2 separate regions of the Homo sapiens genome follow, and region 2 is linked to region 1. The links are chromatin loops, found by intact Hi-C in ENCODE. Cell type or tissue: heart right ventricle. All regions are shown on one strand. Links, peaks and the distances in the headings refer to the core of each region. The heading gives the core; the rest is flanking DNA.

What was found. Peaks named below come from ENCODE experiments on the same cell type or tissue, not always from the same donor. Only the 100,000 strongest peaks of a DNase experiment are listed, where the experiment ranks them.
Region 2: it touches region 1 in a loop (3-fold over the local background); 3 of 110 quality-filtered maps call a loop at or near these places.

The regions. Positions count from the first base shown.
Region 1 is chr7:90,726,111-90,729,032 of GRCh38, reverse strand. CDK14 (cyclin dependent kinase 14) reads right to left here. Exons shown (of 15, transcript NM_001287135.2): 3 at 2,221-2,466. Among named protein-coding and RNA genes, the nearest start is that of CDK14, 130 kb to the right of the region's middle. In heart right ventricle, for the core only: no CTCF peak of the experiment used is centred there; no DNase peak of the experiment used is centred there; H3K27ac peaks cover 1,523 bases.
Region 2 is chr7:90,659,724-90,662,645 of GRCh38, reverse strand. The region is part of intron 2 of CDK14 (cyclin dependent kinase 14); the gene reads right to left. Among named protein-coding and RNA genes, the nearest start is that of CDK14, 65 kb to the right of the region's middle. In heart right ventricle, for the core only: no CTCF peak of the experiment used is centred there; a DNase peak (open chromatin) is centred at 1,656; H3K27ac peaks cover 1,960 bases.

The DNA.
Region 1 (2,922 bases), core at 195-2,694:
GAGAAAGTTGGCATAGAGAACTGAAGGGTCCTCAGTCCCTTCTTGATCATCTCAGAATAGTGACAGCTAGGTTTATATGTCCTAAAAAAAATAAATTGGGTAAGTCCATTTTGTGAGAAACACCCAGTAACAAAAACAAGATCAAGAGACAGCGACATTTGAGAGTACTTAAATAAAACGACTAGGTCTTCACCAAGAGTCCCTATGCTGAAGCCAACCAACTGACAAGCCACCCAGGCACAGAGCTTCCAATCAACTTCTGAGTACATTACTCATAACATAAACTGACAGCCAACAGTTTCTCTCCAAGAGGCATGACATAGACCCACCAAAAATCTCAACAGGTAAGGCAGAGACCAAAACAAATAAACAGAAACAAGAAACTCAAAGGAAATCCAGAAATAATTCAGAGAATATGTAAAAGGAAAAAAAATTCCCCAAGCTACATTTTGTATCCTCAGAAACATATGAAGTGATATGTTATTCATTGAAATAGAACAGGATACTTTTTAAAAGAGCATTCAAAGAATAAGAAAGAGTTCATGGAAATAAATATTAGTATAATTAAAAATCCAATTGAAGGGTTAAAAATTAAAAGTTAAAAAAACCCAGAAGGTAGGAAAAAAAAGATTTAAAATAATAGGGAAAAGAAAAGGTAACTAGAAGATCAATCCAATAATGCCAACATCCAACTAATAAAAATGTTATCGTAAAAGAGAAGATTACAAAAAATTAAATAAACATATAAGAAAATTTTTGAAACTGAAAGAAATTAACTCAAAAATTGAAAACACCCATTGATACCAAGAAAAAGGATGACACCAGGGATGAAAAGAAAGTCCTAGAAAGTTCCACAAACAAAAAAGCAGATAAAGGATGAACTGGGAAACCAGAATAGTCTAGGGATTTCAATACAATCTAGGCACCTAGAAAACAATAAAACAAGGTATTCAAAAGTCTAAGAAAAAATTATTTTCTAAACTAAAATCACATACTTGGCCAGATTATTAATCAAGTAATCAACGACAGATAAAATCATAGTCATATGACAAACCCCCCATCACCCTTTCTCAAGAAGCTACTGCGAGGATGTACTTTAAAACAATGAAATAAACCAAGAACAAGAAAGACATGTAACCCAGAGAATGGGTATTTAACATTAAAAAAGGAGGAAAAAATTCTCAGAAAAGGACGCCTTATGACTATAGGATTAGAGGTTAACCAATCTATATTAAATTAGGACTATGAAGAACTGCCAGGGCAATCTCAGTGGGGGAGAAAAACTGATAGATTATCTGATTTGTTTTGGAGGCATTTTACAGTTTTGTCATATAGTTGCAGGCCTCAAATTGTGTTTAAAATTATCTTAATTTGAATGAAGGAAAAGTAGACAATGACAACTAAGAAAATGAAGAAGTTGTGCAAGGAAGGAAATTTATTCATAGCATACTTGTGGTTTCCCTGACCAAAATTTACATTATCATACAATTGTAAATAATGTATATTAATTTAAGCCAAAAAGTAGGAAAAAATGTATTTGAGAATAGAAATATAACAGAGAATATTCTCTCTTGGTGTGTTCCTTTCTAACTTGTAAATCACTAGTTATATCTAAAGTCTGTTTCCCTCTAACACTTCTTTCTGGACATTCTCTTCTTTCCTTTGGTCCTACTGAATCTACCCTACACAGATTTCTACTCCAGCATTTTCCATTCAGTACAGGGCTTTGTCCTGGAAAAGAACTTCAACTTGTCACTTTACAGAGTCACATGAGAAAGACTGGTGGAGTACCCCCCCAAAAAAAACTGGATTAACGCAAGTGAACAAATTTTGATATTTATTCTGCAATGAAATTCCTTGTGAATTTGCTAATTTCAAAACTATCCTTACTGCCTACACAGTAAAGTTCAATAACCTCTCCAAGGGTTTGAAATACAAAAGACTTTTAATTATAAATTCCTCTAACTAGAAACAATTAAGGGGGAAAAATGATTTTTCCAAAAATAAGTTGAATCATTTCATTCATTTGCTTGCTTAGTGCTTATAAATAAGGAGTCCATATATAGTTTGCTCTCTCTCTTCCAAAACATTCAACCACCCTGGGAGAGAATGCATAATAAGGCACTGATAAAGTTTCCTGCTGTCTTCCAGCACCGCATGCTATCATAAGAAGGCTATTCCTTCTGTTTACCCAGTGATAAACAAAAAGACTGCACTTACCGAGCTGGGGCTGGAGTGCCGCCTAACTTTAGGTGACTCTTTGCCAGTGGAGGAGGTCTTAAAGTTAATGCAAGCATTGTTCTCAGAATGCACCCTCTTTACTTGATTAGCTGGTTTCTCAAATGGGTCAAAAGTGCTCTGTGTCCTCTGAACTCTGACTTTTTTATCCTCAGGAATTGTGTCCAGGGGTTTGATCACTGAGTCCATTCCCTGGCAGTTCCGTGTAGACATCTTTGTGACACATATCTGAGAAAAGAAGAAATTAAATTCAGAACTCTTCACTGCAACTTTAATATCACTAAACATGCCAATATATAACTCTAGAAAGCATGCCAATTTCAGTTTCAGGAAATACCCAAAAAGCCCACATTCTAAAAGCTGCATCAGCATAAATTACAGTACAAAAAAATCCTCACAATCATTGTGTTTACACTTAGATCTCACACTAGAGCTTACACTAAAAAATCTACCTCTAAAATGAGAAACTTAAGGCCCAGGCTGCTAGTAGTACCCTAACATGATTCTTGAACTCTGTCACACGTTTTACCATCTGACTGGAAGTGGTTTATTTCTGAATCATTAAGAGGTTGGGTAACTAGCCTTAATTTAAAAAACAAAAAATAGGCAAATCAGATGGACATTAACTGATGGGTCATCGTGTAAGCAGCTAACCTAGGCTAGAGAAGGAAAGGGCATTATGTT
Region 2 (2,922 bases), core at 226-2,725, 66 kb after region 1:
TGAACTCATAGCATCCTTGCATTTCTGTGAGGAAGTAAATGTGATTTTACAAAGGAGGAAAGTGAAGCACAGAGAGGTTAACTAACTGCCCAAGGTTATTCCTCTTAACAGAGGAATTATTCCATAAGCATTATTCCACTATCATGCCAATGAAGTATTCAAATGAAAATCACCCCAAAGGCAACAGATTCTTTAAATGTCCCCATTTAAATGTCCCCATCTCTGGCTTTGCCAAGGGCACTTTCCTCAGGGGAGAAAATCAAGAGAGCAAGAGAGCAAAGCAGGACTTGTATTTCACTGGCACAGCATAACCTGGGTGCTGGTTCACTTCTTATCACCCATGGGCTCTGTGACTTCCCACAAGTTACTTAGCTTCTCAGGGCCTTAGACTCTGTCACCTGTAAAATGAGGAGCTCATGATAAATGATACCAGAATTTCTTTCAGTTCTAAATGCCTGTGGTTTAAACTGATGGACTTGTTGTATACCAATTCTCCTAAGTTCCAAACATGTGAAAGTGTTCCTCAAAGTATTGACAAAGTTGTTTAAAATAAAGCACACAAATGCTTTTTCCAAAGTGAAGTGACCTCATGGAGGGACGTGCCAATTTTTCTTACTCCTTTGTTGAAATATAATTGTTTTTACTCCCTGGAAGGACTCTGAAGCTCCTGCCAGACAAGCTCTAGCAAGCAGCATATTTAATCCTTTTGTAATGCAGGGAGTTCTTTGACTACCACTAGGCAGCTGTTACATTTGCTCCAGAGACCCTTGCTACATGGGTAGGGCACCGTATGAATTGAGCCAGCCTTGCTGTATGAGATAGAGCAACTTTTGCACACAAGCCTCAATACATTTATAACCTCCTAGACCTTCAAGTGACAACAGAAGAATCAGTCCTAGCAACAGTGGCTGTAATAACACAAGCCAGGCTCAAAAGTGAAGAATGCTTAGTGAGGTCCCAGCACACAAGGATTAGAAACCCGTTAAAAACTAGTCACCAGATGACCTACAGTGACAAGGCATGTCATAATAATCTTGATGATAACACTGAGAATTTGGGTTAATGCCACCAGACACAGAAGGCATGTGGTTAAATACAGGGTTATCTAAATATGTAGACTTAAAGACCATACCCAGTCACTGCCCAATTTCATCACTAAGACTAGCATATATTCCAAAGAACTTGTAACAACAGGTTCTATGAACATAACTAACAAACAATTCGGCACAAGGACCTCCATGTGTGGCTATGTAGATCACGTACTCAAAATTCCAGAGGGTGCAATTTACGTAAGCTGTCTATGAATAGTGTCCCTCAGAGTTGTACACTACAGTGGCCCTGCTCAACACACTTCTAAAATAGAAATGAAGCTAGAAAAAAGGGCAGCAATAGATATTTTGCAAAAGATGTTTTGTTTTGGCTTTTAATTTCAGTTTGAGAAAAAGCATTAGGCAAATTTCAGACTCTCAAGAATTTCCACAGGACTCTTGCAGCAGACATAGAACTCAATTCACCAGTGCCTTAACATTTTGGCAGAAAAGTTTTCAGAATCACTGGGGAATAACCATATGACGAATGTCTGTTCCATCTCTAAAAGCCAAGCAGTCATGGTTGAAGGCAATTCACACAGTGGCTGCACTCCATGGTTTTGTCAGTTTCTACCTCCTGTGACTCAGGAGCCACTGCTTTGCAGTTGGGCCACAAAAAGGTATTCAAGAAACAAGACCATTCCCTCCTGATGGGTCCATTCACCTGAGACATGTGGTCAGTGTATGCATTTCCATGGGAGGGCCAAATAGTCACACTTCACTAAACCAATCCAACCAGGAGAAAGTCATTCGGAACTTAAGGAAAAGTCAGAGCTACAGAGCATGTTATAGAAAATGCTTATTTTTCCACCATTTGAAGAGATTCAAACTAAGTTTCTGAAAGATCATTGAATTGAATACAGTTTATAAACAGTAAACTACACAGAAAATATGTACCTATTTGTACTGTATGACACTGATATTGTATGTATATATCAATACACATTATTTTATCTGTTAGTTCGTCACATTTTGACACCAGAAATTCTCTTTTATCTTCTCACTGCACTTAGCAGGGTGCCAGGAACACAGTAATAATAGTTACCACTTAATGTTACATTTATCAGGTACCGAGTATAGAGCTAAGCATTTTTATATTAATACATTCAATCTCTACAGCAAAGCTAAGAGGTAGGCAATATTATTATTCCCATCTTACAGAGGAAGAAACTGGGGCTGAGAGAAATTAAGTAACTTGCCCAGGTTAGTAAATGGTAGAGCCAATATTTGAGTTAGTAAATAGATACTTGAGTTAGTAAATAGATATTTGAGTTAGCCAGTATTTGATTTAGCAAATTGTAGAATTAGTAAATGGTAGAGCCAATATTTGACCCCAGGGGGTGTGATGCTCCAATCTATGCTCTTAGCCATCACACTACTCTTTCTCAACATTCTACACGTTCAATAACTGTTACTAAAATGATTATGCATGGATCCTTCATTACAGAAGCACTGTAAACCATTATCTTCTCCAAAATAGGTCAAACATTTACTTTATATCTATGCCATTAATTTCTCAGAAAATGCTATTTAACTTTAAGCTCAATCCTTATCCATTTCACAGTAATTTTCTAATTAGTGGAGTCCAAATTAATAAGGTCGTGCTTTTACTGTTGGAGTCAATCCAAAAAATCTGCACCCATGAGCACGTGCGTGCACACACACACACACACACACACACAGAGAGAGAGAGAGAGAGAGAGAGAGAGAGAGAGAGAGAAGCATTCCCTGGCTCCAGGATTCCATCCCCTCCAAAAACCCCAGACTGCTGAGCTCTTTCTGAATTACTTGGAACTTTCCCACCGCCCTTTGTACCATTCTTGGACACTTTCCT